3 separate regions of the Mus musculus genome follow, and regions 1 and 2 are each linked to region 3. Evidence: chromatin loops called from intact Hi-C (ENCODE). Cell type or tissue: left cerebral cortex. All regions are shown on one strand.

Region 1 (2,500 bases), 500 kb before region 3:
GCCAATCAAATGCTTAAAGGCATTTCCTGCAATATTAATAGTCAAAAGAGAAAGCCAATCACAGAAACCTCCAGCTTTCTTTTGACAGTAACAGAAGCTAGGGAGCCAATCCACACACACCCGTGGTTGACAATAAGGCGGGACTGAAGGTTCATTGAAGAAATTCTTCAGGGTGCAGTTACTATGAACTCCGCACACAAGTAACAACACTCCAGAGTCGTAAACACTGTCAAATCGGAGGAAATTCAGTCTTGGGTATAACTTAACCCCCGGGAAGAAGGAAACAGCATTTTGTCCAAATTTTAACATCTGGTCAAAAACGCAACTGTCAATGCGGACGCTCTGAGCCCTCAAGTTGTAAACAGCCATCCCGCATGCAACTTCCCCGGACGCTCGCTGCACGGGAAGCGCGGGCCTGGAGGCCAGTTTCAAGCATTCGGGCTCCGTCCTAATTCCGCACAACCGAGGAGGGGCCAGCCCGGCAGGCGAAGCCGGCGTGCAGATCAGAGGACTCGCTAACGCAGAGTCCGGACCGGGGGTCGCTGCCCGGCCGCAGGGATGCATCGCCTACTCCCGCGGCACCTCTAGCGGGCAGCGCAAACCATCACCCATCACCCCACTAGCAGGAAGATGCATGTTTTGAAAGAGCTCTACTTTCCCGAGATCGTTTGTTTCAAAGGCAATTTCGTGCACGCACAAATTTTAAAACGCAACGAAAATAGCGCCTTAGCCCAAGGACCCTTTCTCGACCCATTAACCCCGCTCCCGGCGAGATGTCTACGAGGTAAACAGAGGCTGTACGCCAAGTGCGGGCCGGCGCATCCCTGCGCCATTCCCGGCCGCTGCTTACGGCAGGGCCCCCTTACGGCAGCGTAAGCGGCGCCGAGAGCTAATCACAACACTGGGACGCAACAACATGGCGGCCGCGGGCGGGCGCTGCGCCGGCCGACGGGTTTACGCTACTCCGCCGGCGTAGGGTCCGGAGCGCGCAGCGGCAGCGGCGCCCTCCAGCGAGCGTAGAAGCGCTCTGTGAATGGCGAGGCCCGGCTGACAAAGGGGAGGGGGGAGGAGGGAAGGGGGGGGTAATAAACACTCGAGTCCCTACCGATTCCTCCTCCTTCTCCATCCCGGTGGGCATCTGGGGCACGGCCCGGTTGATGGAGACGCAGTCGTTGAGATCAGGCATGTCCTTGCCGCGGTAGATGGGCAGCGGTTTGGCGGCGTCCAGCGCCCGCGCTCGGAAGGAGAGTTTACTCATTGTCTCCCCGCCTTACAGGAACAGCCCGGGCGGCGGCGGCGGGGCGGGCGGGGAGGGGGGGGGAGCACTCCCGCCGCCTCCTCCACCTCCTTCCTCAGTGCAGCGCGGCCGGCCCGCTCCTCCTCCTCCTCCGCAGTGCCCCCGGCCCCAGCATGGGCGCCCACCCCGCCCCAGAACAGCCCCCCGCCGCCCGCGGCCGCTTCCACACTCTAGATCCGCCGCTCGCCCGCCCGATCCGCTCCCTGCGCCATGGCCAACATGGCGGACATTACCACAGCGGCGGCGAGCGATCCCGGCAGCCCGCGCGAGAGCGCGCCCCCGCCTCGGGGACGCGCGTCGCCCTCTCCCTCCCTCCCTCCCTCCCTCCTTCCTTTCCCTCCCCTGCCTGCCCACCCACTCTCTCCGCGGCGAGGCGCGGCCAGCCCAGCCGGCGAGAGCGAGCCGAGTCCCGGTGGCCCTCCTCGGCGGGACGCTCGGCACGCAGGCGGGGCGGCAGGTGCCAGGTGCGCTCGGTCCCCGGCTCCGGAGCGGGCGCCTCGGTGCCTCCGCCGCCGACTCGCTCCGCGCGGGGCTCCCTCGGGAAGGCTCAGTGCCTAGGACCGCTCGCCTCGGGGGGACAGGAGGCCTCCGCCCCCGGGCCACCGGCCGCCCCTCGAGTCTGCACTTGGACAGCTCTGCTCGCCCCGGCGCCTGCTGGCTGGTTTCGCGCCTCGGGTTTGCGCATCCCCGGGGAGGTCCGACAAGTCCGCTGCGTCTGCCCACGCCGAGAGGCACAGCCCTGCTGCGTCTCGCGCCCTGAGAACTTGGGCAGTCCCTGTCCAGAGGAGCTCTCCAGAGTTAGGCACCGCCGAGAGGATGCTCGGGTAGACAGGAGGGTCAGTAGTTGGAGACTGCTACTTGAAATAGTTGCTGGACGCGGCAACAAGCGGACTTGCACCTGTCATCCAAACTTTCTTAGTTTGATGGTTGGCATTTCTTGAAATCTCTAACCAAAGTATGTGAAAACACTGGTTACAGTGACGACTCAAAAAGAGTTTAATAAAGTTCCGGACTCCAATTAGTTTGCGTGTTACTGTGTTACAACTAAACTGCTGGATAATTAGTAACAAGAGTCGTAACTACTTGAAAGGGCAGCTGCAAAGATGATGGGCCAAAAAAAAAAAAAAAAAAAAAGTAAATTCTTGAAGAAAATGATACAGACCACACAAAAGAGTGATGGAAAGTTAATTACCACATGACATC
Region 2 (2,500 bases), 360 kb before region 3:
CTGGTTCTAGAGGATACTGTAGTTGATGGCTACAAGTTTACCAGGAAACTTAGGTTTCCTGGCAAAATCCAATCATAGGTTAGATTAACACATGTCTATGACCTGTGCCAATGGCAACATCTTGAGGCTCCCTAACTGTTACCCATCATGAAGCAGCCAATGGATGGGTTGTAAGTTTCAGATGGCCTAAGTAAATGGCTTGTCATTGCTATGCAGCCTGAAATAATGCTTATTTTAAAGAGATTACTAACATTATATTTATGTGTTTGAGTCTGTATGTGATGGAGAGAGAGCTTTATACCTCTCATCTCAAACTAATGGATGCATAGGTCAAACAAAGTGTGAAGAGAAAGCACATCTCTTCCTTAATCATGAGATTTACAGTTACTAGTAACAGAAATATGCACAAATCATCTCAATTTTAAGGTAGCAGAAGGAAAATAAGAAGTTAATATACTCTCTAAATTGACCAATCTTTTTAATCCTACTTTTTTTTTTTTTAATGTATGGAGTGAGGTTGCATTGCTGAATATTTTGGCTATAGTGATGGTCACTGCAACTCACAGTCAAACTCAGAAAGTTGGGGTTGGGACCTCACCATACTGCTGCTGCCACTTAATGAACCTTTTTAAGAAAACAAAAGTTACTTATCTCAGAAAAAAAAAATCCATAGCTAATACAGGCTCCCTTCCCTTAAATTCTTTTCTGCCGCCAGTCTTTTGCTTGCCTGGCAGTTTAGTATTGCTATGAGAGTTGCTTTACAATGTTCAAGAGATTTTTTTAACAAAAAAAAAGTGTTAATGCAATTTATTTTCAAAGAAACTAGAATAATGGAAAAAAATAAATTGACTTACAGTCCCAGACATTTTGTCCAGTTCGCTCATGGCCTCGTGAATAGCAGCTTCTAAATGGTTATTTAGTTTCCCACTTCTGGAAGCAATGAAAACAACATACCAAATTAACAAATTAAAGAAACAAAAGCCTCAATTTAATTCCCTAATCAGAAGACAAAAATATCAATTCTACCAGAGAAAGTCAATCTAGATTCACATCTGGGAAGTTCAGGCGATAGAGCATCGTCCTGGGGTTCCCAGCACTGAACGCTAACCATTAAAGTAACACGGCCGCTAAGGTTAGCACAGGAAGTCCCCTCCACTGTGTGTTTCTTCTGCATTTCATGAAGAGGACTGGGTCAGGAGCTCTGTGGTCTCCAAAGCTGTGCTTCCTACCAGGAAACAGGCCGTGGCCAGGACACCGAGGCTGAACTGCAAGTTCTGGCCACTAGGGAGCTCCCTCCACCCTTTCTGGATCATCTCAGCTAAGCACAATTGAGCAAAACGAAAGCTACATTTTGGTGCGTGGCTAAGAACAGCTTATTACCTCGTTACACCTGAGGCTCGGAGGCTGGTTTCGCCACAGTTCCCTTTAAACCGAAATGACGTGATCCTTTCAACAGACACACAAGGACTGTCTCAGAAGCTTCTGACTATTGCTTTCCGATCAGCATTCCATGAGTAACATCCCATATGTGCCATTTTTAAAAAAACGATATCGATGAAGCTGTTGTGCCGGTTAGGACAGTCAGGCAGTTCTCTGTGGCTATACATTCTTTGCCTACCCTACCTTATTTCTCATGTACATATGTAAATCTTACGCCACAATCTTCTAAATATGCAGGCAATCTGCTAGCATTCATCCCATCAGGACAACTGACAGGAAAGCCCTGAAGTCAGGAAACTCCTATAGTGAGCTATCTGTTACCATGGCTTCCCAAGAGTTAAGTCCTATCTATCTATCTCGGTGTCTACATGGAGGTTGGAAATTTGCAGCCGTGGGAGAAAACGCACGTTAACTTCAGTGTAATGCCTTCAGGTGAAGTCTCTCCACTTACCACAGTGTTCCCAAGGCTTTATCCACTATAGAAAACGACCTGATAACTCCTCTATTTTGTTTTCCCTGTGCTTTACAGACACTTAGTTGTTCATCTTTGAGTATTACACTTTTAGGCACACCATGAAGGCTCCACATATTTGCTAAGTGGATTTGTCCACAGTGAACATAAATGGTCCTATATCTTATTAAAACAACTGTGCAGTTAAGTCAGTTCTATTGGAAGGATAGATCAACCTACTAACTTAAACCAGTTGTAAGGACACTACCAACAATTCCCTCCAGCATGCTCTTAATGATCTTCCCCACCCTGCAAATGCAGAGAAGTTCAGGGAACAAAGTAATCCCAACATACCCACTCTCCAGAATGGGTTGTTAATAAATGACATGTTCTTATTAAGTATTCTTTTAATCAAAAAGATAAATCTAGTATTTCTACGTGGTCACTATTCTCAGTCACACTCACTCCCCTATGTCTCCCTAGCTCATGTTTTATATGATACACCATGGACAGAATCGCTTTATGTACTTATACATATAAAAAGCTGTCATGATACACAATTCATCTGTTCCTGCTCCTGTATCATCATCACCATCACCACCACCACCA
Region 3 (2,500 bases):
CATTGGAGGAAGGAGGGGGTTGTTTTTGTATTCTCCCCCAGTGAAGCAAGACACAATCAGATGTTAGCTGGAGAAAGCACTTTTGACAACAGCAAATAAAAATAAAAGTGTCCTTCCTTCCCTGACAGGGTGGACACCCCACCTCACACACCCCTCCTCACTCCCGCCCCTCCTTCACTCCCCCCCCCCCCAGCACCACCCCCTCCTCACCCCGGAGCTCCACTGCGTATGAGGTTTGGTGCTACTGCTGCCCCGGAGTGAAAGTCAGAGCCAGAGGAAGGCAATGGAGCCCCCACAGACACACTTACCTTTCCTGCCCCCCACTTTTGAGTGCCTTCCCTGGAGCTGTGGAGGATGACACAAAGGGTAATAAAGGGGGGGAGTGGAGGAGGAGGAGGCGAAGGAGGAGGAGGAGAGCTGGGGAAGTGGCTGCTCCCGGTGTAGGGAGATGTCTTCAGCCAGGGCCAAGCAGCAGCAACAGCAACAGCAGCAGCAGCAGCAGCAGTAGCAGCAGCAGCAGCCAAGGGTCTGTGTTGCTAAGAGGCTTTTGGTCTCTTTCTCTCCTTCTCTCCCGGCCACAGAGAAGGAGGGTGGAGGGGGCTCTGGAAGCAGGCGTGTGGAGGGCTGAGCGGGTAGGAGTCGTGGATGGGGGTTTTTCTAAGAAGAAGAAACTCCTCTCCTCTCTCAGGCTCAATTCCCCCACTCGGGGCTCAGAGCTGGAGGGTGGGGGAGGAACTCGGCCGCCTTCCCCCCACCCCCCTCAATTCAAGGTTGAAGTGGGGTAAAATTAGTGTCCTGTCCCTTTAAAAATAGAAATAAAAGGTGCCCCCCCTCTGCCACTGCCTCTCTCTTCATCATCAGCTGCTGCTGCTGCTGGGGTCTCTCTGCTTGGGGGGGAGGGGGGGCTCGGGGAGACGAGACGGGAGGCACTCACTGCGCATGTCCCGTTCTGACGGGAGGCTGGTTGGTGGAAGGCAAGGAGGAGGGGGAGGGGAGGAAATGAGATGGTTTTCCCAGAAGGCTCCAAGGCGCTGGCGACCCGGAAGCCATTGTAAGCAGGGGGTAGCCGGGCGGGGGCGGGAAGAGGGAGGAAGTTGCTACTCTAGAGCAGCCCCAGCTGCCTCCTCCCTCCTCTGGGAGAGCGGAGGGACGGAAGTAGGCGGGGACCGACCTGAAAGCAGGTCACGTGGTGGGGCGGAGCGGGGGCGGGGCCGCCAAAGCCGGCCGGTCGCCGTGCATGCTGGGAGTTGCTGTGCGCGGTGGGCTGCAGTAGGAGCAGCGGGACTGAGAAGGTGGTGAACATCCTTCGGTCCTCACCGTCGGCGGCGGCCGGCTTTGCCCGATTTAGGCAGGCTTGACTGGGAGAGGTAAGGCCGGTCTCGTAGGCAAGGTGAGGGCCGCAGTGGCTACGGGCGGGTGGACAATCTGAGGGGAGTGGGAGGCTCGTGCAGGCCGGGTAGGCCTAAAGCAGGAGGCCTGCCCCTGGCTCTCGGCTTCCGGGAGCTGCTGTGGACGAAGCGGGCACAGAGCTCAGCAGAGACGGGCTACAGAAGGCTTTTGGGTGAGGAACATGATTGGGCAGTGTTGAGAGGTCAGGTTCTCTGCAGAGAGAGAAGCACTACCTGCTTTAGAGCGTGCGACATATTTGGAAAAACCTAACCAGATGTGTGCCTTTTGATCAGCTTCTGCGGTAGCCTTGCTCATACACATCCTGCCTTCCTGACTTTTCTGTTTTCTTTGGGATTTTGGAGAAGCTGTAGGCATGTAGGCAAGGAACGGGCAGGAAAGGTCTGAGTGAGGGCTCCCTGCATGCTCTCTGCCTTAATGCTGCAAACACAAAAGACTGCCCGTTTGAGGATGCTTGGGATTGTTTGGTCTTTCATACAGAGTTTTGTCACTAAAAAAGAAAAGCCTTGAAATATTCTTTTCTTGTGGAGCTAAAGAGAAAGCTTTTTGTCTGGGTGTTTCTTTTTTTTATAGTGAAATAACGGCTTCTTTTTCATTTTAACTTTCTTCGTTAGTCTTTTAGCTGGTTTTTGTCAAGATACATCGGAGGACTATTACCTCGTCTTTAATAATCCAAGTTACATTAAAAAAAATTCAAAATCGGAGATCTTCGCACTTACTCTTACTTAGTCTTAACTATTTTAGTTCTGCTCAGTAGGATTCAGTCTGTTAAAAGTTACACATTTTCCCGAATTGTTCTTGGTGCAAGTCTATACAGTACGCTATTTAATGTATCCATTGCACGGTGCTTTTTTTTTTTTTTCCTTCGTCCTAGGGAGGTAATTATGTCAGATGGGTTCAAAACAAAACTCCAGTGCCCTAAAATTTTTATTAGAAAACCAAGTCTCAATCTTCTTATAGAAAACTATTATGACCTAGGTAAAACTTTTAAATCCTGTTTTGTGTAATGGCCTAAGTGTGTGGGAAACTGCACAAAACACAGATGTAGAGAACGACTGTAGCATACATAACCTGTAACCACTATGAATCAAGA

The links. Peaks named below come from ENCODE experiments on the same cell type or tissue, not always from the same donor. Only the 100,000 strongest peaks of a DNase experiment are listed, where the experiment ranks them.
Region 1: a loop joins it to region 3, with 3 times the contacts of the local background. A loop is called at or near these places in 4 of 42 quality-filtered maps.
Region 2: a loop joins it to region 3, with 3 times the contacts of the local background. A loop is called at or near these places in 5 of 42 quality-filtered maps.

What each region holds. Positions count from the first base shown.
Region 1 is chr2:49,450,564-49,453,063 of GRCm38, reverse strand. It overlaps Epc2 (enhancer of polycomb homolog 2), which reads right to left and starts at 1,578. Exons shown (of 14, transcript NM_172663.4): 1 at 1,106-1,578. The coding sequence starts at 1,258. In left cerebral cortex, a CTCF peak has its summit at 967; DNase peaks (open chromatin) are centred at 105, 959, 1,581 and 1,959; H3K4me3 peaks cover 2,443 bases; H3K27ac peaks cover 1,933 bases.
Region 2 is chr2:49,312,080-49,314,579 of GRCm38, reverse strand. It overlaps Mbd5 (methyl-CpG binding domain protein 5), which reads right to left. Exons shown (of 17, transcript NM_029924.2): 16 at 855-930. Among named protein-coding and RNA genes, the nearest start is that of Gm25215, 85 kb to the left of the region's middle. In left cerebral cortex, a CTCF peak has its summit at 1,279 (motif pointing right); DNase peaks (open chromatin) are centred at 1,285 and 1,711; H3K4me3 peaks cover 568 bases.
Region 3 is chr2:48,947,984-48,950,483 of GRCm38, reverse strand. Orc4 (origin recognition complex, subunit 4) reads left to right here and starts at 1,217. Exons shown (of 14, transcript NM_011958.4): 1 at 1,217-1,367. It overlaps Mbd5 (methyl-CpG binding domain protein 5), which reads right to left and starts at 976. Exons shown (of 17, transcript NM_029924.2): 1 at 935-976. In left cerebral cortex, no CTCF peak of the experiment used is centred here; DNase peaks (open chromatin) are centred at 24, 484 and 1,100; H3K4me3 peaks cover 2,429 bases; H3K27ac peaks cover 1,568 bases.